Linked DNA regions of Homo sapiens: region 2 is linked to region 1. A link is a loop called in an ENCODE intact Hi-C map of the cell type or tissue named here. Cell type or tissue: dorsolateral prefrontal cortex. All regions are shown on one strand. Links, peaks and the distances in the headings refer to the core of each region. The heading gives the core; the rest is flanking DNA.

Region 1 (16,248 bases), core at 3,999-11,998:
GACAGATGCACTAAAGTCTCAGAAATCACCACTAAAGAACTTATCCATGTAACCAAAACCACATGTATTCCAAAAACTACGGAAATAAAAATAAAATTTTTTAAAACTAACAAAATAAATAAAATACTGAGTTTTTTGGCACACCATTAAATGTTGCACCCAGGGTTCGTGACTCACTTGCTTTATCCAAATCCTAACCCTAAACCACACAGGTTGCTGACACATCATTTGGCCTCAACCTCAGGAATCTTCAAACTTGGTCATATTGAATCACTGCTATGCCCATTTCAAGGAGCTCGCAAAAACTGATCTGCTCTCCCATACCACTCTGAGGCTTCAGGTCAATTATCAATATTGTCTGAGATACTTTCCCACTCTGTGCTGCTCTTAGATACATGAGAAATTGTTCTACTCCTCCTCAGAGTACAAAGAGACAAGCAGGAACCCTAAAAGGATGACAGAAGCCCATCCTCCTGGATGCATCACACTGCAAATTTTACACTTGATGTGGTATATAAGAAGTCGCTGGGTCCTCAGCAGTCTGTCTATTTCTCCAGGCTCCACCTGGGAAGGGAGGCACAGATCCAGTGGGGTGCTGGTAAGTGTTTAACAACAGCTCTCCAGGATGTGGTGGGGGACGGGCTTGTAGCATCTATCTGCCCATTTCTTTTCCTTTTTTTTTTTTTTTTTTTTTTTTGAGACGGAGTCTTGCTCTGTCGCCCAGGCTGGAGTGCAGTGGCGCAATCTCGGCTCACTGCAAGCTCCACCTCTCGGGTTCACTCCATTCTCCTGCCTCAGCCTCCCGAGCAGCTGGGACTACAGGCGCCCGCCACCACGCCCGGCTAATTTTTTGTATTTTTAGTAGAGACGGGGTTTCACCGTGTTAGCCAGGATGGTATCGATCTCCTGACCTTGTGATCTGCCCACCTTGGCCTCCCAAAGTGCTGAGCATCTGCCCATTTCTGTAGATTAAAACTCTCACCATGGCTGATTTCAAGTTACCAATGTGATACTAGCAAGTTCACGAAACTCCTAAAAACTTAACAATTGGCTCTAGCAATGGGACAAATTAAGTTCAGCAAACAGCAGCATAGTTCCCTTCAATTAATTATCTGAGACTCCAACGTATCTGAGGTTGCTGTCTTCCTTTAAGATGGCAGTGGCAGTCAACAAAGGAGAGAAATCAAGTGTCAGCCTCCAATTTTTAGTAACACCATATCTAGCCTCTTGTTCACCTTCTCACTTTCTTTCTTCCTAGGTTCAGTAAATCAGAAGCAGGAAAAACAACTCTTTATCTCATCTTCAAAATCTATCATTTACTGCTAAATTCTAGAAGTAGAAATAGATTAACCAAGAATTTAACTTTTGTGATCAGATTTGTCTGTATTGTCCCTTCCTTAAGGCAATGAAGGCAGAATACCTAATTGACCTTATGGAGGAAATAGTTTATTATTCTATTTTAAATAATGCTTTTAATTATTTTTTAACATATTATATTAATTGTCGATTTAATATAATGCTTATCATATTGTTTTATTTTAAAATAAGTGGTTTCCGAATCCAGCAGCACATCGAAAAGCTTATCCACCATGATCAAGTGGGCTTCATCCCTGGGATGCAAGGCTGGTTCAATATACACAAATCAATAAATGTAATCCAGCATATAAACAGAACCAAAGACAAAAACCACATGATTATCTCAATAGATGCACAAAAGGCCTTTGACAAAATTCAATAACGCTTCATGCTAAAATATCTCAATAAATTAGGTATTGATGGGACATATCTCAAAATAATAAGAGCTATCTATGACAAACCCACAGCCAATATCATACTGAATGGGCAAAAACTGGAAGCATTCCCTTTGAAAACTGGCACAAGACAGGGACGCCCCCTCTCACCACTCCTATTCAACATAGTGTTGGAAGTTCTGGCCAGGGCAATTAGGCAGGAGAAGGAAATAAAGGGTATTCAATTAGGAAAAGAGGAAGTCAAATTGTCCCTGTTTGCAGATGACATGATTGTATATCTAGAAAACCCCCTTGTCTCAGCCCAAAATCTCCTTAAGCTGATAAGCAACTTCAGCAAAGTCTCAGAATACAAAATCAATGTACAAAAATCACAAGCATTCTTACACACCAATAACAGACAAACAGAGAGCCAAATCATGAGTGAACTCCCCTTCACAATTGCTTCAAAGAGAATAAAATACCTAGGAATCCAACTTACAAGGGATGTGAAGGACCTCTTCAAGGAGAACTACAAACCACTGCTCAATGAAATAAAAGAGGATACAAACAAATGGAAGAACATTCCATGCTCATGGGTAGGAAGAATCAATATCGTGAAAATGGCCATACTGCCCAAGGTAATTTATAGATTCAATGCCATCCTCATCAAGCTACCAATGACTTTCTTCACAGAATTGGAAAAAACTACTTTAAAGTTCATATGGAACCAAAAAAGAGCCCACGTCGCCAAGTCAATCCTAAGCCAAAAGAACAAAGCTGGAGGCATCACACTACCTGACTTCAAATACAAGGCTACAGTAACCAAAACAGCATGGTATATATAACAGAGATATAGATCAATGGAACAGAACAGAGCCCTCAGAAATAATGCCACATATCTACACCTATCTGATCTTTGACAAACCTGAGAAAAACAAGCAATGGGGAAAGGATTCCCTATTTAATAAATGGTGCTGGGAAAACTGGCTAGCCATATGTAGAAAGCTGAAACTGGATCCCTTCCTTACACCTTATACAAAAATTAATTCAAGATGGATTAAAGACTTAAACGTTAGACCTAAAACCATAAAAACCCTAGAAGAAAACCTAGGCATTACCATTCAGGACATAGGCATGGGCAAGGACTTCATGTCTAAAACAACAAAAGCAATGGGAACAAAAGCCAAAATTGACAAATGGGATCTAATTAAACTAAAGAGCTTCTGCACAGCAAAAGAAACTACCATCAGAGTGAACAGGCAACCTACAAAATGGGAGAAAATTTTCGCAACCTGCTCATCTGACAAAGGGCTAGTATCCAGAATCTACAATGAACTCAAACAAATTTACAAGAAAAAAACAAACAACCCCATCAAAAAGTGGGCAAAGGATATGAACAGACACTTCTCAAAAGAAGACATTTATGCAGCCAAAAAACACATGAAAAAATGCTCATCATCACTGGCCATCAGAGAAATGCAAATCAAAACCACAATGAGATACCATCTCACACCAGTTAGAATGGCAATCATTAAAAAATCAGGAAACGACAGGTGCTGGAGAGGATGTGGAGAAATAGGAACACTTTTACACTGTTGGTGGGACTGTAAACTAGTTCAACCATTGTGGAAGCAGGTGTGGCGATTCCTCAGGGATCTAGAACTAGAAATACCATTTGACCCAGCCATCCCATTACTGGGTATGTGCCCAAAGGATTATAAATCATGCTGCTATAAAGACACACGCACATGTATGTTTACTGCAGCACTATTCACAATAGCAAAGACTTGGAACCAACCCAAATGTCCAACAATGACAGACTGGATTAAGAAAATGTGGCACATACACACCATGGAATCCTATGCAGCCATAAAAAATGATGAGTTCATGTCCTTTGTAGGGACATGGATGAAATTGGAAATCATCATTCTCAGTAAACTATCGCAAGGACAAAAAAACCAAACACCGCATGTTCTCACTCATAGGTGGGAACTGAACAATGAGAACACATGGACACAGGAAGGGGAACATCACACTCTGGGGACTGTTGTGCAGTCGGGTGGGGGGGGAGGGATAGCATTAGGAGATATACCTAATGCTAAATGATGAGTTAATGGGTGCAGCACACCAGCATGGCACATGCATACATATATAACTAACCTGCACATTGTGCACATGTACCCTAAAGCTTAAAGTATAATAATAATAAAAATAAAAATAAAAAATAGAGCAAAAATAAATAAATAAGTGTTTTCACCATTTGACTATGTCAAGAAATTTTTTTTCATCGCTCATATTCTCAGCCCTACACATATCTTATTCTAGGTTCCTCAGCAAGTTGAGATGGTTTTTAATATTCCTGAGGGTTATTGGTTTCTTTGTTTGTTTGTTTTCAGACGGAGTCTTGCTCTGTCGCCCAGGCTGGAGCGCAGTGGCACCATCTCGGCTCACTGCAAGCTCCGCCTGCCGGGTTCACGCCATTCTCCTGCCTCAGCCTCCTGAGTAGCTGGGACTACAGGCACCCGCCACCACGCCCGGCTAATTTTTTGTACTTTTAGTAGAGACAGGATTTCACGGTGTTAGCCAGGATGGGCTCGATCTCCTGACCTCGTGATCCGCCCACCTCGACCTCCCAAAGTGCTGGGATCAGAGGCATGAGCCACTGTGCCCAGCCGGGTTATTATTTTAAAGACAATATCTTCGAATTTTTTTAAGAAGTAGATACATTTAGGTCTGATTTCCTTGAATATGAATGGATGTGTTTTATTCTTCTCTCCAATAGGATGTTAAATTAAATGATGCTGGGATCAGTGTTTCTGATGGCCCGATCTCAAAAAAAAGAGCATTCTCTTTGGATACATTTTCCAAAACTTTAAGATATGCAAAACCACCAGCAAATTTTATTCAGACAAGAAACGACCCTGCTTTACACACAGGGCAGGAACTGGTGCTGGGACTTCCATTCTGGCTATGAATAGAAGAAGCCTGGGCCAGCAAAAAAACTGACACTGAGAACGGAGGCGTGCAGCAAGGATAGTCTCATAAACAAAAAGGGAAGCAACAGAAAGGAAATCTGTAAAAACTCCCTGAGGCCTTTGATCACAGAACACCGTGTAGATGCTCCAAGGGCTCATTTAAGACATTGGCTAGTTACTATGTGACTTGAAGCAGCTCACGCCACCACTCTGAGCCTGCTTTTTCATCTGCAAAAAAAAAACCAGTATATCAACAACTAGTTTTGGGCATTCTTATAGGACTACGTTAAGTGCTTGGTAAAATGTAAGGGTATGTGATTACAGCAATATATTCATTTTAACAAAATTTCACAGTAAAATAATTTGGATGTTTTCTAGATTGTTTTTTTTTTTGGCATTTTACAGTGAAAACCGATAAACCCAGCAGCCAGCACTTTATTATCCAAGGACAAAACTTTGTGCATACCTTTAGGTTATCTAATACCTGGTACTAAAAGAAAAAAGCAAATAAAACCAACTTACAGATTGCATCTAGAACAGACGTTATACAATATCCATTTATGTCAATAAAGATATTGAAGTATAAAAAAAAAATTTTTTTTTTTTGAGACAGAGTCTCGCTGTGTCACCCAGGCTGGAGTGCAGTGGCACAATCTCAGCTCACTGCAACCTCTCCCTCCCAGGTTCAAGCAATTCTCCTGCCTCAGCCTCCGGATTAGCTGGGATTACAGGCACCTGCCACCACGCCCAAGTAATATATATACATATATGTATTTTTTTTCTTTTTTTTTCTTTTTTTTGTATTTTACTAGAGACAAGGTTTCACCGTGTTGGCCAGGCTGGTCTCGAACTCCTGACTCAAGTGATCTGCCCACCTCGGCCTCCCAGAGTGCTGGGATTACGGGCATGAGCCACCGTACCCGACCTAAAAAATATTATTTGTAAATTGACTAGACTGTAACTTCTAGGAAGTGTAAAAAATATTACTTTTAAATTGCCTTGAGTGTAACTTCTAACCCATATTTCTAAAAATTCACAGAAGTATTCAAACGCCACATTGGTGGAAGATGTAAGAAGGGGACTTTTATAGTTTGCTGTTCTGCCTTTGCTTTCCCATCTCAGATCTTCAGTAGGGTAGTTACAGCAACCTCTTATAAGAAAGTGCCATACCTAATAAAGATATCAGAGAGGTCATAGAGCAATCAAGAGTCAGGAACTGAGTTTCCAAACCCTTTTTCTCTGTCCTTTAGGTAGCTTCACTTCACTCTAACTCTCAATTGTTTGTTGGAATCATACTCCGTGGATTTTGCTACCTAACGTTGACAGAAAACATTAAAACTCCAGGCAATCCATCCCCAGTTCATCAGCTCTCACCTTGGGAGCACTGCTCAGGGAGGGTACAAAGACAGTCATTTCATTCCTCTCACTACAGCCACGTTTTCTGTCCTCCTCGCTGCCTTCCACCGTCTGTACTAATACTACTCTTATTCAGCCCCCAAGTGTTATTTCCAGGGATTTCCTCAAATCACAAGTCTTTATACAATATTTGGAATTTCATGTGATTCCAATGCAGGAAAAGTGCAATCTCCTGCCATTTCTATCACACTGTCTGGAAACCTCCCCTCCCACGTATTTACCTTAATGAAAAGAGGAAAATGGAAGAAAACATATCTTTTCCCATAAAAAAAAATCCCCTTTATTAATCAACCAAAAAATGCTACTTCATGACTCCTTTTTTTTTTTGTAGAGAGAGGGTCTCACTATGTTACCCAGGCTGGTCTGTAACACCTGGGCTCAAGCCATCCTCCTGCCTTTGGCCTCCCAAAGTGCTGGGATTACAGGCGAGAGCCTTCGCACCTGGCTGGCCTCCTTTATGGTATTTTTACATACTCCCTCTCTTCACTCTTCAGCCGTAACTTCTTTCTCCTGGCTTAACCACCTACCAGAGAGACCTTCCCCAACAACTCATGCAGATTTCCCTCTAGACAGCTCCATTACTCTATCGCACCACTGTTCTACTCTTTCTTAATTCTTATCCTAATATAAATTTTAAATATTCATCATTTATTTTTAATGCTTTTTGTTTATAATCCTACAAGACATATTGAGCTCCACAAGGATCTTTTTGCCGTACTCACCCCTGCATTTCAGTTCCTTGCTCACTGCCTGACACATAATACTGTAAAGAACTGGGAAGGGACTGAATTTTGCCCTACTCACAAGCCAATAAGTTTGCCTGCTACAGTTTCATTGATGCCAGTAGAAGACAGGAGACTCAGGGTCAGAGAAGAAGAACAGCTTATTAATCACAACAATAGCAACAGCCAGGATTTTGGCATTTTGGGGACAGTATCTCGAGGCCCAAGTCTACAGGGTGACACAAAAGAACCGAAAGATACCTGAATACATAGTGGGTTGTGATACAGGAGAGGAATGCTGAGTTTAGGGGATGCAAAAATTTTATAATGGGCAGCAAGCATGTCTGCCCTTTGCTCCAAAGGGAGACCCAATCCCTAGCTTCCAAGGCCATTCACTGTATGAACATCACTGAAAAGATTTTCTGGGACAAAGGGTAATCTGTGTCTTTCTTATAAGGTATGCAGAAACATAAGAAACCCATGGAAAATTATCTCCTAACAAGTAGAGAATCAAAAAATAATATTTTTTATTTAATGAATAAATGAACTAGAACACCAATCTAGCACAGGTAGTGAAACTATTTTTTAAAAAAGAAAGAAAACCTTCTTTTGTTACTGAAGAGATGTCCTTACCCAGTGGAATGCTGGCAACTGTTTAACATTCAGCTCTTGGGGATAGAGGAGAGCTGATTTGATTTGTAGCATTTTTCAGTTTTCTTGGCAAAAGTATTCACACTGTAACCAACAAGAAGTTACTGATATCTCGGAATGCAGAGCTGGGGAGAGATGCTGGACAACACATCATTGTGGAATATTCCCACCATATGAATGCAAAACGTAAATCATCTCAAAAGGTGACTTTACTAAATAGTAAAATACTTAGGAAGCGGTGAGTCTTGAGTACATATTAGTTTAGTTTTAAAGACAGTTTACTTCATTGTAAGTTTATACGACTAATTTTTTCGAGACAGGGCCTTGCTCTTTTGCCCAGGCTGGAGTGTAGTGGTGCAATCATAGCTCACTGCAGCCTGAACTCCTGGGCTCACGTGATCCTCCCACCTCAGCTTCCCAAGCAGCTGAGACTGCAGGCGTGCACTACCATGCCCAGCTAATTTATTTTTCGTTTTATTTTTTGTAGAGACGGGGGCCTCACTATGTTGTCCAGGCTGGTCTCAAACTCCTGACCTCAGGCAATCATCCCACTTTGGCCTTCCAAAGCTCTGGGATTACAGGTGTGAGGCACTTTGGCCGGCCTTGACTTAGTTTTTAATAATGTCTGTGTTTAATAAGTGGCTCACAAAATTCTTGAAAATTTAACAATTGGCTCTTGTGAGCGGGCACAGGACACTCTTTACCACTGTTCTTCACTCCTCTCTGCCTGTCTTTAGTGTCACTCTTGTCCCTTCAGTCCCATATGTATTTTATTTCCAGATCTTTCATTTCTTTAGAACTCAGCTACTTCTGTTCCTCCGGGCTATGCTCTGCCTCATTCCCTTTCACTACACCCCCAAGCCTCACCCCATTCCTGGAAAGCTTTCGATTCTGTCCTTCACCATCCTCCCACCCCCACCTCCCAATACACACACCCCATGGCAGGCCATAGAAGCACCCCCAGGGATGGGATCCAGGAAATTCCACTTCGCCTTCCTCAGTAATCAAGGCCACAGCAGGGAAGATGGCTAACTGTGTTCCCAAGTGATCACTTTCAATGGATTTCCTCATGAAATCATTGCAACTACCTACTTGTTAGGCTCTACACTATTTTTTGTGCCATATTTTAAGTACCATTTATTATAATAGGGATTTACAAGCAGATCTGAGATACTAACCTCTCTTCTGATGTGAAAAATGCATTCCAATTTCTAAACTGAGAAAGCAACTTTGGGAACATACACAAATGAGAAACTGCTTAATATATGGAATTTGATATATAATTGTATAATGTTTATTTATTGAACTATATCCACCAGAGGGCAGCAAAAAATTTTATATGGGACATGTATTTACTCAATACAGAATTAAGAGCAAACCTCCATCATTACTTGATGATAAACAGGAAACCATTCGAGTCCCAATAAAGGCTTTCAATATTATGGAGAAATATGATCACAAGGCTAAAATTTATTTTTTACTTTAAAGCCTCAATACTAACTTTCATATTAGGTTAATCTCCAGTTAGTTACTCATTGATCCGTTTAATATATATTATTTAAACACTTCTCATATTCAAAGCATTGTGCTAGTAATGACCACAGTGAGGCATGATTCGAGGAATACAAAAACAACTGCCTGCCTGTGCAGTTGTTTATATATCAGTCAGGATTCTCCAGAGACATAGAAGCATTTGGATGTGTGTGTGTGAGTGTGTACATTAAAAGATTTATTCTAAGGAATTGGCTCATGAAATTATGCGGGCTGGCAAGTCTGAAACTTGTAGAGACAGACAAGCAGGCTGGAAATGCAGTCAGGAGAGGATGCTATGGTCTTCAGGCAGATTTTCTTTTCAGTGAAACCTGTTTTTTGCTCTGAAGGACTTCATCTGTTGGGATGAGGCCCACCCACATTATGAAAGTTAGTATCTTTTACTTAAAATCAACCGACCGTAGATGTTAATTGCATCTACGAAATACCTTCACAGTGACACCTGGATTGGTGTTTGGTTACGTAACTGAGTACTACAGCCCAGACAAGTTGACACATAAAATTAAACACTCCAGGCTGGGCGCGGTGGCTCACGCCTTTAATCCCAGCACTTTGGGAGGCCGAGGCGGGCGGATCACGAGGTCAGGAGATTGAGACCATCCCGGCTGACACGGTGAAACCCCGTCTCTACTAAAAATACAAAAAATTAGCCGGGCGTGGTGGCGGGCGCCTGTAGTCCCAGCTACTCCGGAGGCTGAGGCAGGAGAATGGCGTGAACCCGGGAGGCGGAGCTTGCAGTGAGCCGAGATCGCGCCACTGCGCTCCAGCCTGGGAGACAGAGCGAGACTCCGCCTCAAAAAAAAAACAAAACAAAACAAAACAAAAAAACAAAAAAAAAAAACAAAAAAAAATTAACTACTCCACTGCTCAGAAACATTTTCCCTGTCCAGATGCTGTATCCTAGAAATGCCGCACTTGGAAAAACATGCTCTGAGTCATGAATTGATCTTTCCAGATAACGTCTCTAAAATGCATACATCCTTGGTAGGTTAATATACCTACCTAGACACCAAGGCGTGAGTGCCAGGTTATCACATACATTTCTCCAGACAAAAGAGAATCTGTGGCATCCTGAAAGCAATGAGTAGCAAGAGATTCTAAATGCTGAAAGCTGCGAGTCACCACCAAGAGGCAAGCAGGCTGGAAACCACCCATTTCCTCATTTTACATAAAATTCCGCTGCCCAAAAGTACAATCATTTATGCTTGTTGTAAAAAACTACAATGTTGTTATTGCTGTTCGAAATTGCATCTACTGAGAAAATGAGGAGCTCATGGCAGAAGGGAGGCAGGACTAGGCTGTAGCTTTGACTCCGACAGAGCAGCATGCTGAGGCTGGCACTGTGAATTTTAGCCCCAGATCGACTACAAGAACAAACCAGAAATACCGAGAGGACCCACAGCCCCTCTGAAGGAAGCCGACTGCTCCTGCAGGACCTGGGAGATGCCTCAAATACTGTGAGTGCCCCAACTGCAAAAGTGGGAAAGGGAGACCCTCCTCTCCCAAACACACACCCCCACTGGAGAAACTGAAGGTCTGTTTGTGGGAGAAGTTTCCAACCTTACCTGGAGCTGAGTCAATTTAGAGAGCCAAGCAAAACACAGGGATAGAGGAAGCAGCAGGAAAGGCCTTGGGAGCTCGCTGGGTCCCCAAGCAGGCCATTCCTGCCTGGGACCACAGAGATCCATCAGGAAGGCAGCCAGAGGAGCGGGGGAAAAACACCACAGGGAGAAGGAAATCTCCAGCTGAATTTTTTAACAATTGGAACCATGTGAGAAGCCTCCTGGCCAGAACTGGGGGGAGGGCATGAATCCCGTGCGCACACTCCCACAGGTGGGGGAAGAACCAAGCCCTTTTCGTTCCCAGCTGGGAGGTGGGTAGCCTGGGGCAAGTTCTCAAGCTCAGCTTACCCACCACCTGGAAACAGACTCAAGGCTGTTTGGGGGGCAATGGTGGGAGTGAGACTGACCCTTCAGTTTGCATGGGAGGTGGGTGAGGCCTGTGACTGCCAGCTTTCCCCGACTTCCCTGACAACCTGCATGACTCAGCAGAGGCAGCCATAATCCTCCTAGGTACACAACCCCATTGACTTGGGAATGTCATGCCCATCCCCCACAGCAGCTGCAGCAAGACCCACACAAAGAGAGTCTGAACTCAGACACCCCCTAGCCCCACCCCAACCTGATGGCCCTTCCCTACCCACCCTGGTAGCAGAAGACAAAGGAGATATAATCTTGGGAGTTCTGGGGCCGCACCCACTGCCGGTTCCTCTCCACACTACCACAGCTGATGCTCTCTGGAAAGCGCCACCTCCTGGCAGGAGGCCAACCAGCACAAAAATAGACCATTAAACCACCAAGGCTAAGAACCCTCACAGAGTCCATTTCACACCCCTGCCACCTCCACTGGAAACAGGTGCTGGGATCCACGGCTGAGAGACCCATAAACAGTTCACATCGCAGGACTCTGTGCAGACAACCCCCTGTACCAGACTGGAGCCCTGTAGACTCACTGGCTGGCTAGACACAAAAGAAAGACAGCAATCATTGCAGATTGGCTCACAGGAAGCCACATGCATAGGAAAAGGCGGAGAGTACTACATCGAGGGAACACCTTGTGGGACAAAAGAATCTGAACAACAGCCTTCAGCCCTAGATCTTCCCTCTGACAGAGGCTACCCAAAAGAGAAGAAACCAGAAAATCAACTCTGGTAATATGACAAAACAAGGCTCTTTAACACCCCTAAAAAATCACATTAGTTTACCAGCAATGGATCCCAACCAAGAAGAAATCCCTGATTTACATGAAAAAGAATTCAGGAGATCAGTTATTAAGCTAATCAGGGAGGCACCAGAGAAAGGGAAAGACCAATGCAAGGAAATCCAAAAACTGATAAAAGAAGTTGTCAGGCCTCTGAGCCCAAGCTAAGCCATCATATCCCCTTTGACCTGCACGTACACATCCAGATGGCCGGTTCCTGCCTTAACTGATGACATTCCACCACAAAAGAAGTGAAAATGGCCTGTTCCTGCCTTAACTGATGGCATTATCTTGTGAAATTCCTTCTCCTGGCTCATCTGACTCAAAAGCTCCCCCACTGAGCACCTTGTGACCCCCACTCCTGCCCGCCAGAGAACAACCCCCCTTTGACTGTAATTTTCCTTTATCTACCCAAATCTTATAAAATGGCCCTACCCCTATCTCCCTTCGCTGACTCTCTTTTCAGACTCAGCCTGCCTGCACCCAGGTGCAATAAACAGCCTTGTTGCTCACACAAAGCCTGTTTGGTGGTCTCTTCACACAGACGCGAGTGAACGAAGTGAAGGGAGACATATCCAAGGAACTAGATAGCATAAAGAAAAAACAATAAAAAATTCAGAAAACATTGGATACACTTATAGAAATGCAAAATGCTCTGAACTTCAGAGCTCGAAAATAAGGTCTTTGAATTAACCAAATCCAACGAACAAAGAATAAGAAAATATGAACAAAGCCTCCAGGAAGTTTGGGATTATGTTAAACAACTAAACCTAAGAATAGTTGCTGTTCCTAAGGAAGACAAGAAATCTAAAAGTTTAGAAAACATATTTTGCAGAATAATCAGGGAAAACTTCCCCAGCCTTGCTAGAGATCTAGACATCGAAATACAAGAAGCACAAAGAACACTTGGGAACTTCATCACAAAAAGATCACCACCTAGGCCCATTGTCATCGGGTTATCTAAAGTTAAGACAAAGGAAAGAATCTTAAGAGCTGTGAGACAGAAGCACCAGGTAACCTATAAAGGAAAACCTATCAGATTAACAGCAGATTTCTCAGCAGAAACCCTAAAAGCTAGAAGGGATTGGGGCCCTATCTTCAGCCTCCTCAAACAAAACAATTATCAGCCAAGAATCTTGTATCCAGCAAAACTAAGCATCATATATGAAGGAAAGATACAGTCTTTTTCAAACAAACAAATGCTGAGAGAATTTGCCACTTCCAAGCCACCACTACAAGAACTGCTAAAAGTAGCTCTAAATCTTGAAATGAATCCTGGAAACACATTAAATAGAACCTCTTTAAAGCATAAATCACACAGGACCTATAAAACAAAAATACAAGTGGAAAAGTGAAAACAAAAAACAAGGTACAAAGGCAACAAATAGCAAGATGAAAGCAATGGTACCTCACATCTCAATACTAACATTGAGTGTAAATGGCCTAAGTGCTCCACTTAAAAGATACAGAACTGCAGAATGGATAAGAACTCACCAGCCATCTGCTGCCTTCCAGAGACTCACCTGACACATAAGGACTCACATAAACTTAAATTAAAGAGGTGAAAAAGGCATTTCATGCAAAAGAACAACAAAAGCAAGTAGGGGTAGCTATTCTTATATCAGACAAAACAAACTTTAAAGCAACAGCAGTTAAAAGTGACAAAGAGGGACATTATATAATGGTAAAAGGCCTTGTCCAACAGGAAAATATCACAAGCCTAAACATATATGCACCTAACACTGGAGCTCCCAAATTTATAAAACAATTACTAATAGACCTAGGAAATGAGATATAAAGCAACACAATAATAGTGGGGACATCAATACTCCAGTGACAGCACTAGACAGGGCATCAAGCCAGAAAGTCAACAAAGAAACAATGGATTTAAACTATATCTTGGAACAAATGGACTTAACAGATATATACAGAACATTTCATCCAACAACTGCAGAATACACATTCTATTCAATAGCGCATGGAACTTTCTCCAAGATAGACTGTATGATAAGCCGAAAAAGGAGCCTCAGTAAAATTAAGAAACTTGAAATTATATCAATCACTCTCAGACCACAGTGTAATAAAATTGGAAATCATCTCCAAAAGGAACTTTTGAAACCATGCAAATACATGGAAATTAAATAACCTGCTCCTGAATGAACTTTGGGTCAAAAACAAAATCCAAATGGAAATTAAAAAATTCTTCAAACTGAACAACAATAATGATACAACCTATCAAAACCTCTGGGATATGGCAAAGGCAGTGCTAAGAGGAAAGTTAATAGGCCTACATGCCTACATCAAAAAGAAAGAGTACAAACTGACACTCTAAGGCCATACCTCAAGGAATAAGAGAAACAAGAACAAACCAAACCCAAACCCAGCAGAAAAGGAAACAACCAAGATCAGAGCAGAGCTAACTGAAATTGAAACAAACAGAAAGAATATCAAAAGATAAATGAAACAAAAAGCTGCTTCCTTGAAAAGATAAATAAAATTGATAGACCATTAACAAGATTAACCCAAGAAAAGAAGAAAGAAAATCCAAATAACCTCATTAAGAAACAAAACAGGAGATATTACAACAGACACCACAGAAATACAAAAGATTATTCAAGGCTACTATGAACATCCTTACACACATAAACTAGCAAACCTAGAAGAGATGGATAATCCTAAAAAAAACACAACCCCCTAGCTTAAATCAGGAAGAATTAGATACCCTGAACAGACCAATAACAAGCAGTGAGACTGAAATGGTAATTAAAAAATTACCAACACAAAAAAGTCCAGGACCAGACGGATTCACAGCAGAATTCTACCAAAGAAGAGTTGGTTCCAGTCCTATTGACACTATTCCATAAGATAAAGAAAGAAGGAACCCACCCAAATTCATTCTATGAAGCCAGCATAACCCTAATACCAAAACCAGGAAAGGACATAACCAAAAAGAAAACTACAGACCAATATCCTTGATGAACTTAGATGTTAAAATCCTTAACTAAATACTAGCTAACTGAACCCAACAACATGTCAGAAAGATAATCCACCATGATCAAGTGGGTTTCATACCAGAGAAACAGGAATGGTTTAACATACGCAAGTCAATAAATGTGATACGCCACACAAACAAAATTAAAAACAAAAATCACATACTCATCTCAATAGATGCAGAAAAAGCATTGTACAAAATCCAGCATCACTTTATGATTAAAACTCTCAGCAAAATCAGCATACAAGGGACATCATACCTAAATGTAATAAAAGCCATCTATGACAAACCCACAGCCAACATAGTACTGAATGGGGAAAAGTTGAAAGGATTCCCTCCGAGAACTGGAACAAGACAAGGATGTCCACTCTCACTCACCACTCCTCTTCAACACAGTACTGGAAATCCTAGCCAGAGCAATCAGACAAGAGAAAGAAATAAAGGGCATCCAAATCAGTAAAGAGGAAGTCAAACTGTCACTGTTTGCTGACAGTATGATCATTTACCTAGAAAACATTATTAAGACTCCTCCAGAAAGTTCCTAGGACTGATAAAATAATTCAGCAAAGTTTCTGAATACAAAATTAACATACACAAATCAGTAGCTCTTCTATACAGCAACACAAACCAAGTGGAGAATCAAATGAAGAATTCAACCCCTTTTACAATAGCTGAAAAAAAAAAAATACTTGGGAATCTACCTAACCAATGAGGTGAAAGACCTCTACAAGGAAAAATTCAAAACACTGCTGAAAGAAATCATAGACAATGCAAACAAATGGAAATATATCCCATGCTCATAGATGGATAGAATCAATATTGTGAAAATGACCATACTGCCAGAAGCAGTTTACAAATTCAACACAATCCTCATCAAAATACCACCATCATTCTTCACAGAATTAGAAAAAAACAATTCTAAAATTCATATGGAACCAAAAAAGGCCCTCATAGCCAAAGCAACACTAGGCAAAAAGAACAAATCTGGAGGCATCACACTACCTGATTTCAAACTATACTACAAGCCCATAGTCACCGAAACAGCATAGTACTGGTATAAAAATAGGCACATAGACCAATGGAACAGAATAGAGAACCCAGAAATAAACTCAAACACAGCCAACTGACCTTCCACAAAGCAAACAAAAACATAAAGTGGGGAAAGGACACCCTTTTCAACAAATGGTGCTGGAATAATTGGCTAGCCATGTGTAGGAGAATGAAACTGGATCCTCAACTCAAGATGGATTAAGGACTTAAATCTAAAACATGAAATGGTAAAAATTCTACAAGATAACATTGGAAAACCCTTCTAGACATTGGCTTAGGCAAGGATTTCATGACCAAGAACCCAAAAGTAAATGCAATAAAAACAAAGATAAATAGTTGGAACTTAATTAAACTAAAGAGCTTTTGCACAGCAAAAGGAACAGTCAACAGAGTACACAGAC
Region 2 (16,248 bases), core at 5,196-13,195, 230 kb after region 1:
GGAAATTCATTGCAAAAAGATCTTTGCCTAGCCACATTGTCATCAGGTTATCCAAAGTTAAGACAAAGGAAAGAATCTTAAAAGCCACAAGACAGAAGCACCAAGTAACCTACAAAGGAACACCTATCAGATTAACAGCAGATTTCTCAGCAGAAACCCTACAAGCTAGAAGGGATTGGGGACGTACCTTCAGCCTCCTCAAACAAAACAATTATGAGCCAAGAATTTTGTATGCAGTGAAACTAAGCATCATACATGAAGAAAAAATAGTCTTTTTCAGACAAACAAATGTTGAGAGAATTTGCCACTTCCAAGCCACCACTACAAGAACTGCTTAAAGGAGCTCTAAATCTTGAAACAAATCAAAATAGAACCTCTTTAAAACATAAATCACATAGAACCTATAAAACAAAAATACAAGTTAAAAAGCAAAAACAAAAAAGAAACCACCAAAGTACACAGGCAACAAGGAACATGATGAAAGCAATGGTACCTCACGTTTCAATACTAACGTTGAATGTAAATGGCCTAAGTGCTCCACTTAAAAGATAGAGAACCACAGAATGGATAAGAACTCACCAACCAACTATATGCTGCCTTGAAGAGACTCAACTAACACATAAGCACTCACGTAAGTTTAAAGTAAAGGGGTATAAAAAGGCATTTCGTGCAAATGAACACCAAAAGCAAGCAGGAGTAGCTATTCTTATATCAGACAAAACAAATTTTAAAGCAACATCTGCTAAAAGAGACAAAGAGGTACAAGGCCTTGTCCAGTGGGAAAATATCACAATCCTAAACATATATGCACCTAACACTGGAGGTCTCAAATTTATAAAACGATTGCTAATAGACCTAAGAGATGAGATAGACAGAAACATAATAATAGTGGGGGACTTCAATACTCCACAGACAGCACTAGACAGGTCATCAAGACATAAATTCAACAAAGAAACAGTGGACTTAAACTATATCTTGGAACAAATGGACTTAACAGATATACACAGAACATTTCATCCAACAACCACAGAACACACATTCTATTCAACAGCACATGGAACTTTCTCCAAGACAGACAATATGATAGGCCATAAAATGAGCCTCAAAAAATTTAAGAAAATCGAAATTATATCAAGCACTCTCTCAGACCACAGTGGAATATAACTGGGAATCAACTCCAAAAGGAATCTTCAAAACCATGCAAATACATGGAAATTAAATAACTGGCTCCTCAATGAGCATTGCGTCAAAAAGGAAATCAAGATGGAAATTTAAAAATTCTTTGAACTGAATGACAATAATGACACAATCTATCAAAACCTCTGGGATACAGCAAAGGCAGTGCTAAGAGGAAACTGCATAGTCATAAATGCCTACATCAAAAAGTCTGAAAGATCACAAATAGACAATCTATGGTTACATCTCAAGGAACTAGAGAAACAAGAACAAACCAAACCCAAACCCAGCAGAACAGAGGAAATAACCAAGATCAGAGCAGAACTAAATGAAATTGAAATAAAAAGACAAGACAGAAGATAAATGAAACAAACAGCTGGTTCTTTGAGAGATAAGTAAAATTGATAGACCATTAGCAAGATAACCACAAAAAGAAGAAAGAAAATCTAAATAACCTCACTAAGAAAGGAAACAGGAGATATTACAACTGACACCACTGAAATACAAAAGTTCATTCAAGGCTGCTATGAACACCCTTATGCATATAAACTAGAAAACCTAAAATAGATGAATAAACTCCTTGAAAAATACAACCCTCCTAGCTTAAATCATGAAGAATTAGATACCCTGAACAGACCAGTAACAAGCAGTGAGATTGAAATTGTAATTTAAAAATTACCAACAAAAAAAAGTCCAGGACCAGACGGAATCACAGCAGAATTCTACTAGACATTCAAAGAAGAATTGATACCAATCCTATTGACACTATTCCACAAGACAGAGAAAGAAGGAACCCTCCCTAATTCATTCTGTGAAGCCAATATCACCCTAATACCAAAACCAGAAAAGAAAACTACAGACCAATATCCTTGAAGAACATAGATGCTAAAATCCTTAACAAAATACTAGCTAATCGAATCCAGCAACATATCAAAAAGATAATCCATCATGAGCAAGTGGGTTTAATACCAGGAATGCACGGATGGTTTAACATACGCAAGTCAATAAATGTGATACACCACATAAACAGAATTAAAAACAAAAATCACATGATCATCTCAATAGATGCAGAAAAAAAAATTTGACAAAATCCAGCATCCCTTTATGGTTAAAACTCTCAGCAAAATTGGCATATAAGGGACATACCTTAATGTAATAAAAGCCATCTATGAAAAACCCACAGTCGACATAATAATGAATGGGGAAAAGTTGAAAGCATTTCCTCTGAGAATGGGAACAAGACAGGGATGTCCACTCTCACCACTCCTCTTCAACATAGTACTGGAAATCCTAGCCAGAGCAATCAGACAACAGAAAGAAATAAAGGGCATCCAAACAGGTAAAAAGGAAGTCAAACTGTCACCATTTGCTGACTGTTTACCTTGAAAAACCTAAGGATTCCTCCAGAAAGCTCCTAGAACTGATAGAAGAATTCAGCAAAGTTTCTGGAGACAAGATTAATGTATACAAATCAGTAACTTTTCTAAACAGCAACAGCGACCAAGCAGAGAATCAAATCAAGAACTCAACCCCTTTTACAATAGCTGAAAAAAAAAACAAAACAAACAAACAAACAAACAAACAAAAACCTTAGGAATATACCTAACAAAGGAGTAGAAAGACTTCTACAAGGAAAACTAAAAAACACTGCTGAAAGAAATCATAGATGGCACAAATGGAAACATATCTCATGCTCATGGATGGGTAGAATCAATATTGTTTGAAAATGACCATACTGCCAAAAGAAATCTACAAATCCAATGCAATCCCCATCAAAATACCACCATCTCTCTTCACAGAATTAGAAAAAACAATTCTAAAATTCATATGGCACCAAAAAAGAGCCCACACAGCCAAAGCAAGACTTAGCAAAAAGAACAAATCTGGAGGCATCACACTACTTGATTTCAAACCCAAACCCAGCAGAAGATAGGAAATAACCAAGATCAGAGCAGAACTCATACCATAAGGCCATAGTCACCAAAACAGCATGGTACTGGTATAAAAATAGGCACATAGACCAATGGAAAAGAAAAGAGAATCCAGAAATAAACCCAATACTTTCAGCCAACTGATCTTCAACAAAGCAAATGAAAACATAAAGTGGGGAAAGGACACCCTTTTCAACAAATGATCCTGGGATAATTGGCTAGACACATGTAGGAGAATGAAACTGGATCCTCATCTCTCACCTTATAAAAAATCAACTCAAGATGGATTAAGGACTTAAACCTAAGACCTGAAACTATAAAAAATTCTAGAAGATAACATTGGAAATGCCCTTCTAGACATTGGCTGAGGCAAGAATTTCATGACCAAGAACCCAAAAGCAAATGGAGCAAAAACAAAGATAAATAGTTGGGACCTAATTAAACTAAAGAGCTTTTGCACAGCAAAAGGAACAGTCAGCAGAGTAAACAGACAGAATGGGAGAAAATCTTCACAATCTACACATCTGACAGAGGATTAATATCCAGAATCTACAATGAACTCAAACAAATCAGTAAGAAAAAAACTAACAATCCCATCAAAAACTGGGCTAAGGATATGAATAGACAATTCTCAAAAGAAGATATACAAATGGCCAACAAACGTATGGAAAAATGCTCGACATTACTAATGATCAGGGAAATGCAAATCAAAACCATAATGCGATACCACCTTACTCTTGCAAGAATGGCCATAATCAAAAAATCAAAACACAGTAGATGTTTGGTATGGGTATGATGAACAGGGAACACTTCTACACTGCTGGTGGGAATGGAAACTAGTGCAGCCACTATGGAAAACAGTGTGGAGATTCCTTAAAGAACTAAAAGTAAACTACCATTTGATCCAGCAATCCCACTACTACCCAGAGGCAAATAAGTCATTATTCAAAAAAGATACTTGACATGCATGTTTATAGCAGCACAATTCACAATTGCAAAATCATGGAACCAATCCAAATGCCCATCAATCAACAAGTGTATAAAGAAACTGTGATATGTATATATACACACACACACACACACACACACACACACACACACACACACACACACATTGGAATACTACACAGGCATAAAAAGGAATGAATTAACAGCATTTGCAGTTACCTGTATGAGATTGGAGACTATTATTCTAAATGAAGTAACACAGGAATGGAAAACCAAACATCATATGTTCTCACTGATGTGTGGGAGTTAAGCTATGAGGACACAAAGGCATAAGAACGATACAATGGACTTTGGGGACTTAGGGGGAAGAGTGAGAGGGGGATGAGGGATAAAAGATTACAAATATGGTGCAGTGTATACTGCCTGGGTGATGGGTGCACCAAAATCTCACGAATCACCACTAAAGAACTTACCCATGTAACCAAATACCACCTGAACCCCAATAACTTATTGGAAAAAAAGAGTTAAAATAAATAAATAAATAAAATCAAAAGTCTAAAAAATAAATAAACCCAGAGTTCTCAGGAAATTCAGGAAGAAATGCTTCAATGGAACAAAGCTAAAATAATATATTTTCTCCAAAGGCTCTCATTTTCAGTAAAATTCTGTATATTGCTGAGTGAAGCAAATCCAGTTATATTGTTCCCAGGAAGAAAGAGGAGAAGGGTGTGAAAGAGATAAAGCATGTATACTTGAAGCCCACACAGAGTCACATTCTCAGATTTTCCATCCTTACCTTAGGGACAAACACTGGCTTCATGTCATGGGGATGGTAACTGAAGCCTTAAAAGAGTACATCACCAGCTCAGGGACAAATGACTAATACATGGCAGGGTGCAGCTTTGAACTCAGCATAGTGAAGGAAATCAAAATATTTTAACGCAAATATATTTAGTTGACATATTTTGAGATGGCTGTTACAGAGCCAGTAAACAGAAGTTGTCCTGCAAAGCTGTCTTTTGTGAGGAAGATTCACCTCTGTAGAGAATCTGCATCGGTGCACCCAGGCCCTTTCTTGTCTGGATCTAGGAAAGATAAACTGAGAGTTTGACACCTTTAAAGGCCTGAAAGAAACATTCATCATCTATTCAGTCTGAGGTCTGCTACATAACAAGACCACCTTTTCTAGCCAGGCCTCCTCTTCTCTCCCTCTTGGAGGGCTGCCAGCTATGAATTTTCACCTACATAACAAGACCAACTTTTCTAGCCAGGCCTCCTCTTCTCTCCCTCTTGGAGGGCTGCCAGCTGTGAATTTTCACCTACATAACAAGACCACCTTTGCTACAGGCCTCCTCTTCTCTCCCTCTTGTAGCCTGTCTTATCACTATAACCTGATTTACCACCGTAACCTTTTATCGGCCATGCTCTGAGCCTCTATCCTTTCTGTACTTCAGGATGGTATATAAGCTTCTGCACCCCATTAGGGACTGGAACTGGCTTTCAATTCCAAATTCCTGTTGCAGTTCAGCTTTGTCCTTGCATGCGCTCTGTGGTTCTCCCCTGTGTGCACATTAATAGATTTTTATGCCTTTTGTGAGTTGATTTTTCACCAGACCTTCAGAGGGTGAAATAGTTTTTCCTTGGCCCCAACAATGGTCAAAATCAAACCCAAGTTTTATACTTTGTCCTTTTCTTTCCTAAATACCACTCCCTGGACTGGTGCTAGCCTGGTTTCTACCAAGACTCACCTGGGAAGTGTCATAAAAATGCCTGTGTCACACACAGGCTCCAGAAAATCCAATTCAGTGTTTGGAGTAAAATCTGGGAAGCTGTGTTGCTTTTTTAAAAAAAAAAAGTAAATCAAAAAATAAAATTCTAAGGCCCCCGCCCCCAACCAACAGAATGGACCCCTCCTCTCAGCCAAGGGCATTTCAAAGTTAACCTGAAAAAACTAGTTCAGGCCACGATGGGAGTGGGGAGCTGGACATGCCTCATTATACCCTCCTCCATTTTGGAATTATTGACAGAACAGACTCTTTAAATCTGATAAGAAACATTTACAATCTATTCTCTGAAGGCTGCTACCAGGAGACTTCATCTGCACGATAAAACCTTGGTTTCTACAACCCCTTATTGTAACCAGACCTTCCTTTCTATTGATAATAACTCTTTCAACAAATTGCCAATCAGAAAATCTTTAAAGCTACATATAACCTGGAAGGTCTCCTGCTTTGAGTTGTCCCACCTTTCTGGACCAAACCAATATACATCTTACATGTATTCATTGATGTCTCATGTCTCCCAAAAATGTATAAAACCAAGCTGTACTCCGACCACCTCGGGTGCGTGTTCTCAAAATCTTCTGAGGGCTGTGTCAGAGGCCATTGGTCACTCATATTTACCTGAGAATACATCTCTTCAAATATTTTACAGAGTTTGCCACTTTTCATTGACAAAAGTCTCCTTGACATTTTCCTACAGCCAGACTTGGGCACCATTGCAGTATATACTCTTTTAAGCCATTTTTTCCCCCAGCAATTAATTAGTTGATTTCATGAAAAACTTAGCTCATCTTTCAAATCAAAGTAGAATGCATGTGTCACTCTTTGAAAATTTGTTCTTTCTACAAATGACGAAATAAGTTTTCAAAATTTTTAAATTTCCAGTGGTCTTTTAGAAATGTCTGTGAGGTGTAATTTATGGGATGTTTCCTTACACTCAGAAAATGAGGGTGCTTTTTGGAGCGAATTTGTCACCCACAATGGTCTTGCTGCAAAACCCTACTGTTTCCTGCAAGATTCAAGCATTTCCTTACTTCTTGATGGCTCAAAATGCCCGGGCTTCTGATGCTCAGGACAGAATCCCCAGCTCATACATTTTTAGATTTACTTCACTTTCAGGATTTACATATTTTAAGCATGAGGCTATGGATGTGTTTCAACCAATTTTCTAAAATACGCTTTTTCCTAAGACAATTTTTGCTTCTTGTTAAGACTCTGAGTGTTGAACATCTCTTGGGACCTGAGGTGGAGATTTTTATAACCTTCTGCTCTCCAGTTATAGGCTATTTGTGTCCCTACGTCCAAGTCTCAAGTTTATTTCTCCTTCTCATTTACTCCTTTACTATGAAGGGGTCCACAGCTAGACTAAAGTGGGGTTTAACGAACTGCAACCCAGGGGCCATTCTAGCCTGACATCTATTTTTGTTAACTAAAGTTTTATTGGAACACAATGACGTCCATTCATTTGCTTGTCTCTGACTGTTTTTACACTACAGTGGCAAAAAGGAGTAGCCAGAAGTAGACAGAGACCAGATGGCCTGCAAAACCAGAAGTATTTATTATCTGGCTCTTTTTTTTTTTTTTTTTGAGACGGAGTCTCGCTCTGTCACCCAGGCTGGAGTGCAGTGGCGCGATCTCGGCTCACTGCAACCTCTGCCTCCCAGGTTCACACCATTCTCCTGCCTCAGCCTCCTGAGTAGCTGGGACTACAGGCGCCTGCCACCACACCAGGCTAATTTTTTTCTATTTTCAGTAGAGATGGGGTTTCACCGTGTTAGCCAGGATGGTCTCGAACTCCTGACCTTGTGATCCTCCCGCCTCGGCCTCCCAAAGTGCTGGGATTACAGGCGTGAGCCACCGCACCCAGTCCTATCTGGCTCTTTAAAGGAAAAGTTGCCAACCCCTGGACTAACGGAACATTCCTAGTGAAAATATTTATAAGTTTTCTTTCAATAGGGAAACATCACATTACTTCTAGCATCACTCTAAACTGCATGTGCTGTGAGGATTTTGCAGTTTGCCAATGTTTCTTTATCTTTTATCGTTATCTTCAGGCCACAACATACAAAGAACCTCATTTTCAGATTGCACTCGTTATTAAAAAGACAATTTAGGGCCTAAAAATTAATGGACAGTCTTGTTTATAAATGCTTTTTTTTTTTTTTTTTTGAGACAGAGTCTTGCTCTGTCGCCCAGGCTGGAGTGCAGTGGTGGGATCTCAGCTCACTGCAGCCTCCACCTCTCAGGTTCAAGCGATTCTCCTGCCTCAGCCTCCTGAGTAGCTGGGATTACAGGTGCCCGCAACCACACCTGGCTAATTTTTGTATTTTAGTAGAGATGGGGTTTCACCATGTTGGCCAGGATGGTCTCAATCTCCTGACCTCGTGATCTGCCCGCCTCGGCCTCCCAAAGTGCTGGGATTACAGACGTGAGCCAAAGTGCCCTGTCAAATGGCATTCTTTAATCTACAATGAATCACCTAGTTACATGTGTAAGGGGAAGCGTCAGGGAGAACTGTCTGAATCTCTATTCATTTGCCTCAATTCTCTGCCATAATTTATTTATCATATTAACCTTAACCTTGTTAACCTTTCTCCTGTCTGCTAAAGTGAACCCCAATTTCACCTATTTGTAGCTTGTTTTGCTATATTGCTGTACACTGCTGATAAAAAAGAAAATAATTTTTTCTTTTAATTTTCCCCAAATTTTCTTGACAATTGGTGATGATACAAAGTATGTATCTAATACAATATTAACCCAGGAAAATATATTTTTAGAGACAAATCTTATTTTTTTCAATGAAAGTAAAAAGCAGTATGCTTTATTTACTAACTAGTAAGACCTTATTACTTTTCTCAAATACCACAAAACTTACTAAAGAAAAGCTTTCTGATTTGATCTTTGAATGATTGCAGAAAAGTAAACTGGCTTGGATCTGACATCACCTTGTCTTTCATTGCACTCTTTGCAGCCAAGTTACTGATATTCAACAGTACCAGTTTGCCCTCTTGTGGTGTATTGCAGTTACTGTTCTTTTCTACCACTAAGAAGTTTTGTATAGACCCGTTTAATTTTATGTAACTCATTGTACAAGACACCACTCTATCTTACATTTCATCTGTGATTAATTCATATAGAACAATAATCAATAATACATGCTGGAACTTTCAGAATGAACTTCTAAAATTACTCTAGACCATAATGAAATATGATTATCGCTGTTTGACACCCATCCTGAATTCCCAAGAACAGTAATAAATCTGCCATCCACCTTTGGTCCATAGGACTACTTTGTAGGACAAAAAGTCTAAAATTATCATATTCTTGCATATCAGATGTTATAAAGAACTTCTACCTATTCTGCTTTCCAACTCGGCGATGTGAATACATACATAAGTGTAAATATTTTTATCAAAGGACACGTGAACATTCTCCTAAGCAGGAGAATAAAAAGTTATTCTATTCAAAAGAATTGTTTCACTTTTGTAAAAGTAAAATCTACACCACAGTTTCTGGTTGCTTCCATTCAAGGAGAGCTTTGGAAACCCATTCTGACTCCTTGACTTTGTGAATTCACTGGTTTAGGGTAAAGTACAAGGCTCATGGATCCCATAGAGCAGTGGTCTCCAATCTTTTTGGCACCAGGGACCAGTTTCATGGAAGACAATTTTTCCATGGACTGGATGCGGGGATGGTTTCAAGATGATGCAAGCACATTACATTTATTGTGCACTTTATTTCTATTATGTTACATTGTAATATATAATGAAATAATTATACAACTCACCATCATGTAGAATCAGTGGGAGCCCTGAGCTTGTTTGCCTGCAACTAGACAGTCCCATCTGGGAGGTGATGGGAGACAGTGACAGATCATCAGGCATTAGATTCTCAAAAACAGCATGCAACCTAGATCCATTGCATGTGCAGTTCACAATAGGGTTTGCAATCTTATGAGAATCTAACGCTGCTGCTGATCTGACAGGAGGCAGAGCTCAGGTGGTAATGCTAACTCGCCCACCGCTCACCTCCTGCTGTGTGAATTGGCTCCTAATAGGCTACAGACAAGTACCAGTCCCTGGCCCAGTAGCTGGGGACACCTGCTGTAGCGTATATTTTGGCACTTGTGAGACCAATTACCTGTAATGTCTCCTCCACATACAGCAGGAATTAATTTCTCTTTTGTTACATATTTTCTCTTTTTTATATTTATACTTTTCCCTCTCTCCATGATACCCACTACGAGTTCAGATTCTGGAGTCCAGACAGCTTGGGCTTTTTTTTTTTTTTTTTTAATATATGCAAGTTCTACCACTTAATTTTTTTTTTTGAGATGGAGTCTCGCCCTGTTGCCTAGGCTGGAGTGCAGTAGTGCGATCTCAGCTCACTGCAAGCTCTGCCTCCCAGGTTCACGCCATTCTCCTGCCTCAGCCTCCTGAGTAGCTGGGACTACAGGCACCTGCCACCATGACCAGCTAATTTTTTTTTTTTTTTGTATTTTTAGTAGAGACAGGGTTTCGCTGTGTTAGCCAGGGTGGTCTTGATCTCCTGACCTCGTGATCCGCCTGCCTCGGCCTCCCAAAATGCTGGGATTACAGGCATGAGCCACCAAGCCCGGCCCACTTACTTTCTTACTGGGGATTTCTTGTGCAAATTGCCTTAATGGACTCACCCTTGATTCCTTGTCTCTGAGGGCGGAGGATTACCCAGGTGCCGAGGCAAGAGACTGAAGGCACAAACTGTTTCAGTATAATAAAGAAAATAGTTAGAATAAGAATAGTCATAATACAAATTAGATATAGAGATGATCATGAACAATTATCAATCATTATTATAAACATTATTAATCATTAGCTTTTAATATTACTCTTTGTTGCATTACTAATATAACCTAGGAATAACCAGTGGGTATAGGGTCAGGTGCTGAAGGGACATTGTGAGAAGTGACCTAGAAGGCAAGAGGTGAGCCTTCTGTCACGCCTGCATAAGGGCCGCTTGAGGGCTCCTTGGTCAAGCGGTAACGCCAGTGTCTGGGAAGGCACCGGTTACTTAGCAGACTGCGAGAGGGAGTCTCCTTTCCTTGGAGGAGTCAGGGAAAACTCTGCTCCAGCAGCTTCTGGTGGGAGGCTGGATATTATCCAGGCCTGCGCGCAGTCATCCGGAGGCCTAAACCCCTCCCTGTGGTGCTGTGCTTCAATGGTCACTCTCCTTGTCCACTTTCATGTTCCTCCCATACTCCTGGTTCCTCTTTGAAGTTCGTAGTAGATAGCGGTAGCAGAAATGGTGACAGTCTTAAAGTCTTTGATCTTTCTTATAAGTGCATAGAAGAAAACACTGACCTATGCTGCCTTCTCTCTGTGTGCTTTGGCTACCTAAGAAGGAAGGGCCACCTGTCCTGTGATCATGTGACTTGCTTCACCTTGTCAATCACTTAGAAGATTCACCCTCCTTACCCTGCCCCCTTGTCTTATATGCAATAAATATCAGTGTGTCCAGCCGTTCAGGGCCACTACCAGTCTATGCGTCTTAATGGTAGTGGTCCCCGGGTCCAGCTCTTTTCTCTTAATCGTTTTGTCTTGTGTCTTTATTTATTACAATCTCTCATCTCTGCACACCAGGAGAACACCCGCCAAGCTCCGTAGGGCTGGACCCTATATTTCTGTAATATGGAAATATTAATAGTGGCAAGCCCACATAGCTGCCACGAGGACTTCATACAATAATGAAGGTAAGGTGCTTAGCATGAGCCTGGGGATAAAGGAAGAGTTTAACAAATGTTACAATCAGTATTACTTTCTGATTTCTGAATATAACACTTTATTTTCGTCATATCTATCTCTCCTTTCCTTTTTTCACTGTCTACTTTTCTAGTGTACTTTTGGTCTGCTTTTATTAATTTTTTGTTTGTGTTCCCCTTTGCTCACTCCATGGCAATGAAAAAGTTAGATTTTAAAGTACGGGTTCTTAGTTCAGGACCCTGCATTCGAATGGATTTATTGCTATTTCTAACACAGAAAACTGCATTGTAGGACTGTTCCCAGATGTAACTGACTATCAGGCTGCTATTTCTCGTGGCCCAATAACGAGATGCAGATGAACTGGGGAGAAAGAGAGTTTTTATTTCTGCAGCCGTTTACAGGGAGAAGGCCTGGAAATTATCACCAGACCAACTCAAAATCACAAAGTTTTCCAGCGCTTATATACCTTGTAAGCTATATGTCTACATGTAAGTGTGCATTCATCTAAAGACACATGTGATTAACTTTTTTTCCTTTTTTTTTTTTTTTTTTTTTGAGGCAGAATCTCACTACTCTGTCACCCAGGCAGGAATGCAGTGGTGAAATCTTGGCTCACTGCAATCTCTGCCTCCCGGGTTCTAAGCGATTCTCCTGGCTCAGCCTCCTGAGTAGCTGGGATTACAGGCACCTGCCACCACACCCAGCTAATTTTTGTATTTTTAGTAGAGATGGGGTTTCACCACGTTGGCCAGGCTGTCTCGAACTCCTGACCTCAGGCAATCCACCTGCCTCAGCCTCCCAAAGTGCTGAGATTACAGGCTTGAGCCACCATGCCTGGCCATGATTAACTTCTTTTAATCTATAACTAAGGTCTGAGTCCTGAGACCTTCCCCTGGAACCTCAATAAATTTACTTGATCTAAATGGGTCCAGGTGCTGGGGTGATTACCCTTATCTTGTCTCCTGCTAAATCATGGAGGTTTGGGGAGTTCCTTCAGAACCCCAATAAGCTTCTTTGTGAAGCCTGGGGAGTTTCTTCAGACTCCCAATAAAACTTGTTTAATCCTAAATGGGTCCCGTTAAGGATTCCTTCGTTATTTTGTTATGCTTTAAGGCTCAGGAAAAGCCTAGGCAAAACTCTTGGTGGGCTTTTGTTACATTCCAGTCTTTGTATAAGGGCACTGGCTTTTAAAACTTAGCCAGTCAGTCAGTACCGAAGCAGGTGTTATGGAAGACTGCATTAGTGAGACCTGGCCTGCCACAGGACCAATACCTGGAAATAGTGGGGTATTTTTGTGCTCCTCAGGTATGCGTTTTTGGACATCCTTTTATTGGAGAGCTGAAAGAGAAGGCTACCATCTTTGGACGCCCTTTTACTGGAGAGCTGAAAGAGAAGGCTACTGAGAAGATATTTTTAAAGTATGTATATAAGTATACTTACATGATGTATGTATGAGGTTTAATGCAAAAGTTAATTGCGGTTTTGCCATTAAAGTGATGCAAAAACCTCAATTACTTTTGCACGAACCTAGTAAGTACTTACTCTGTTTTTCCAGTGGTCAGAAGAGTCTTTCATTTGGAAGTTTCTAATGCAAGCTAATTTTGTGAGAAAAAACTCTCACATCATGTATCTGCCCATTTTAGAGGAAGGATAAGCATATGGTACAACATCAGTGGATGGAACAGAAGCCGCAACTAGTTGAGGGTATTTCCTTGCCTACAGCTCCATCAAGCATTAAGAGAGACTTTCCAGGCCAGCTCCAGATGAAAAGTGCTTATTTCAGAATCTTTATTTTGGGGGTCTGTGCCATTATGTCAAGATTCTAAAACTCAAAATTGGAGCCTGAAAATTCTTCTTGGTTCTTCTTGTACAATTTATATTTTAGTTGTAACTCAGCCCAAAATCTGCTGGGGTTGTGGGGGAGATGTTTTTTCAAGCAAGTAACTCCAGATAATATTTAATAAATAGATTTTTGCCTATTCCTTCCCTGGTCGCCACGGTTGTTGTCTGTTACCTAGGAATTAAATGTTGAATGGCAAGGTAGGATCACTATAGTAACTCGAAGGGCATTGGAGCAATGAGAACGTGGGAAGATGTTAAATTTAGATCAGAGTGAGTATATGTCACATTATCAATCCTATTCCTGTAGGAGCTAATTTTCTTCAACAGATCTTCCTTATACAACACATAAAAGGCCCTTTTCTCTCCTTTGTGTCAACTGTCAAAACTGTTCAAATTAGCAAGCTTGATGTTTTTGCTGTTTTCAGAAATAATTGTTTTGTTTCTCTTTTTTCAAAATGTAACTTAGAATAACCATGTTCCTATGCTATTTAGCTCTTGCTGAATGATAAATAGTACAAATGTCTACTGTCTTTTGGAAACATACTTTCAAAGAATTCTTTTTGTATTTTTTAAATATCAGAAATACAGCATCTGACCTGCATTCTGACTTTGCTGTGAATCATTAAAGTTGGAATGTTTTTGAATTTTAGTACATTTTGTGGCATTAACTTTCCTACCCACAAACGAAGAGCCTTCAAACTACCTAGATGAGATCAAACGTCGATGACATTTATATTTTTCTAGGAGTCAGGAAGAAAAATATAATCCCACAACGTTAAATGCCTTTCAAGGAAAAAAAGTGAGCACGTGGCTGGATGTTTGACGTGAAAGACAGAAAAATCTTCTGTCTCTGTTTAGTGTTCCCAAACGTCAGGCATTCTTCTTTTTTTTTTTTTTTTTTTTTTTACTTTTTTCTCTTTCCCCTGGCTCTCTGAATTATAATTAGGGACCTGGTGAACAGATCTGACCCTCACTTGTGCTCATTTTTATTAATATATAAAGTCTAATGGAGGACTGTTCTGCTTCTTCACAAATGATTGATTCTAATTCTTTGGTGTTCCTGACACAAATCTGTGGGGTGTTGCCAATTGTCTTACAAACAGCAAACCCCCGAAGGCAAACTGCATTCCAAGTAGTGCAAACCACGCATTCCTAGTTACAAACTTGCTTCATCCATCGCCTATTGTTGTCTAAAAATAACCAAAGCTCATGACCCAGCTTTTTACTAAGACTTTCAAAGAAGTTGACCATCCTTGGATAGTGTCTCTAGGAAGAGACGGGTGAAGGGCAGAAAGACCATACTTTCTTTCCAACCAGATCCCATGATAAAGCAGGAGATTCACTAAGGAGTGGATGAGGGTAGTGTTTCCATGTTTCAATATGACAAGCAAGATACAGTTCATAACAATCTAAATATATTACTATGTCCCTCTGTTCTGTCCAAAAAGTTCAAGGAGATTTAGAGACAATTCATTGCCAAAAAAGAAACAACCATACTAGTAACTGATCCAAACACACAAAGAGAGTTCAGAGGAGTCTAGAGGCAAAGCATTGATTTTCCAACCCACTGCCTGACAGTCCTTACAGAGTCTGTCTTGGGTAGGCACTGGGGAGTCTCTTTCTTCTGCAGTCTCCCTTCTCTCCCTATCTCCTGAACGATGGAACAGAAGCTTCAACTACTTGAGGGTAATTCCTTGTCTACAGCTTCATCAGACATTAAGAGTGACTTTCTAAGCCAGCTCCAGCTGAAAAGTACCTATTTTAGAACCATCTCCTCTCCTTGGGCTCGGCTCCATCTTGCAGGTGGAGGGAGCAGTAAGATCCTTGAGGTCCTGAGGACTGTTTTTCCTAGACAGCTCAACCTTCATTGTGCTTGGATTTTCCCCCCTAAGAAGAAGCTTAGACATTTTAGAATCTTCTGATTAGAGCATTTAAGATAAACATGAATGCTTTTTCTTAAGACATTGACCACTGCTGATAGCATAACATATTTATTCATTTGTTTGTTTATTTTTGAGACAGAGTCTTGCTTGTCACCCAGACTGGAGTGCAGTGGTACAATCATGCCTTACTGCAGTCTCCAACTCCTGAGCTCAAGTGATCCTCCCACCTCAGCCTTCCAAGTAGCTGGGACTACAGGTGTGTGCCACCACACTCAGCTCATTTTTAAATTTTTTCATAGAGACAGGGTCTGCCCACGCTGGTCTCAAATTCCTAGGGCTCAAGTGATCCTTCCACCTTGGCCTCCCAAAGTGCTGGGATTACAGGCGTGAACCACCATGCCTGACCAACATATTTAACGTATTTAAAATTTCTTTCCCTTACATCTGTATTATAAAACTCCCTTCACAGAGGTATAGAAGAAAGAAAGAAATCAGAAAAAAAGATATCCACTCAAAAAATCCAAATATAAATTTATGCCTTTTTTGAACCACTAGAATTGTAGCAGATGCTGGGATACCAAAATGAATAATTCATAGCCATAATCTCAGTGTCTATGAATTCAGAATTTAACTGGAGATAGGGTTGAGGTGGCAAACAGGCACATAAAAAAATTAATGGTGTCACAGTCCTGTGAGAACTTTCATCTAGATATGAACACAGTGTTGTGTTAGCTCTGAGGAAGGCACCATGCCCTGGGAGAGCATGAGCAAGTGGGAGTCAGGCACAGGAACACAAAGGAGAGTACACATCTTGATTAATTTTCCCGGGACTTAGCCTCCCCAGAGCCAATTGCAGTGTGGACCTGTGCCATTTTACACAATGGGTTCTCATTCCACACCTGGCGCTTAACTACTGGGAAACCGACACAGTGACAGAATGTCAAAAGTG

Evidence for each region. Hi-C counts contacts between places; a loop is a spot of excess contacts. Peaks named below come from ENCODE experiments on the same cell type or tissue, not always from the same donor. Only the 100,000 strongest peaks of a DNase experiment are listed, where the experiment ranks them.
Region 2: a loop joins it to region 1, with 14 times the contacts of the local background. A loop is called at or near these places in 96 of 110 quality-filtered maps.

The regions. Positions count from the first base shown.
Region 1 is chr21:17,895,787-17,912,034 of GRCh38, reverse strand. No RefSeq gene overlaps it. Among named protein-coding and RNA genes, the nearest start is that of LINC03147, 18 kb to the right of the region's middle. RefSeq lists an enhancer at 8,233-8,791. In dorsolateral prefrontal cortex, for the core only: a CTCF peak has its summit at 8,807 (motif pointing right); no DNase peak of the experiment used is centred there; H3K4me3 peaks cover 342 bases; H3K27ac peaks cover 2,312 bases.
Region 2 is chr21:17,671,794-17,688,041 of GRCh38, reverse strand. LOC124904999 (a long non-coding RNA gene) reads left to right here and starts at 13,623. Exons shown (of 2, transcript XR_007067821.1): 1 at 13,623-13,686. In dorsolateral prefrontal cortex, for the core only: CTCF peaks have their summits at 8,627 and 8,839 (motif pointing left); a DNase peak (open chromatin) is centred at 9,899.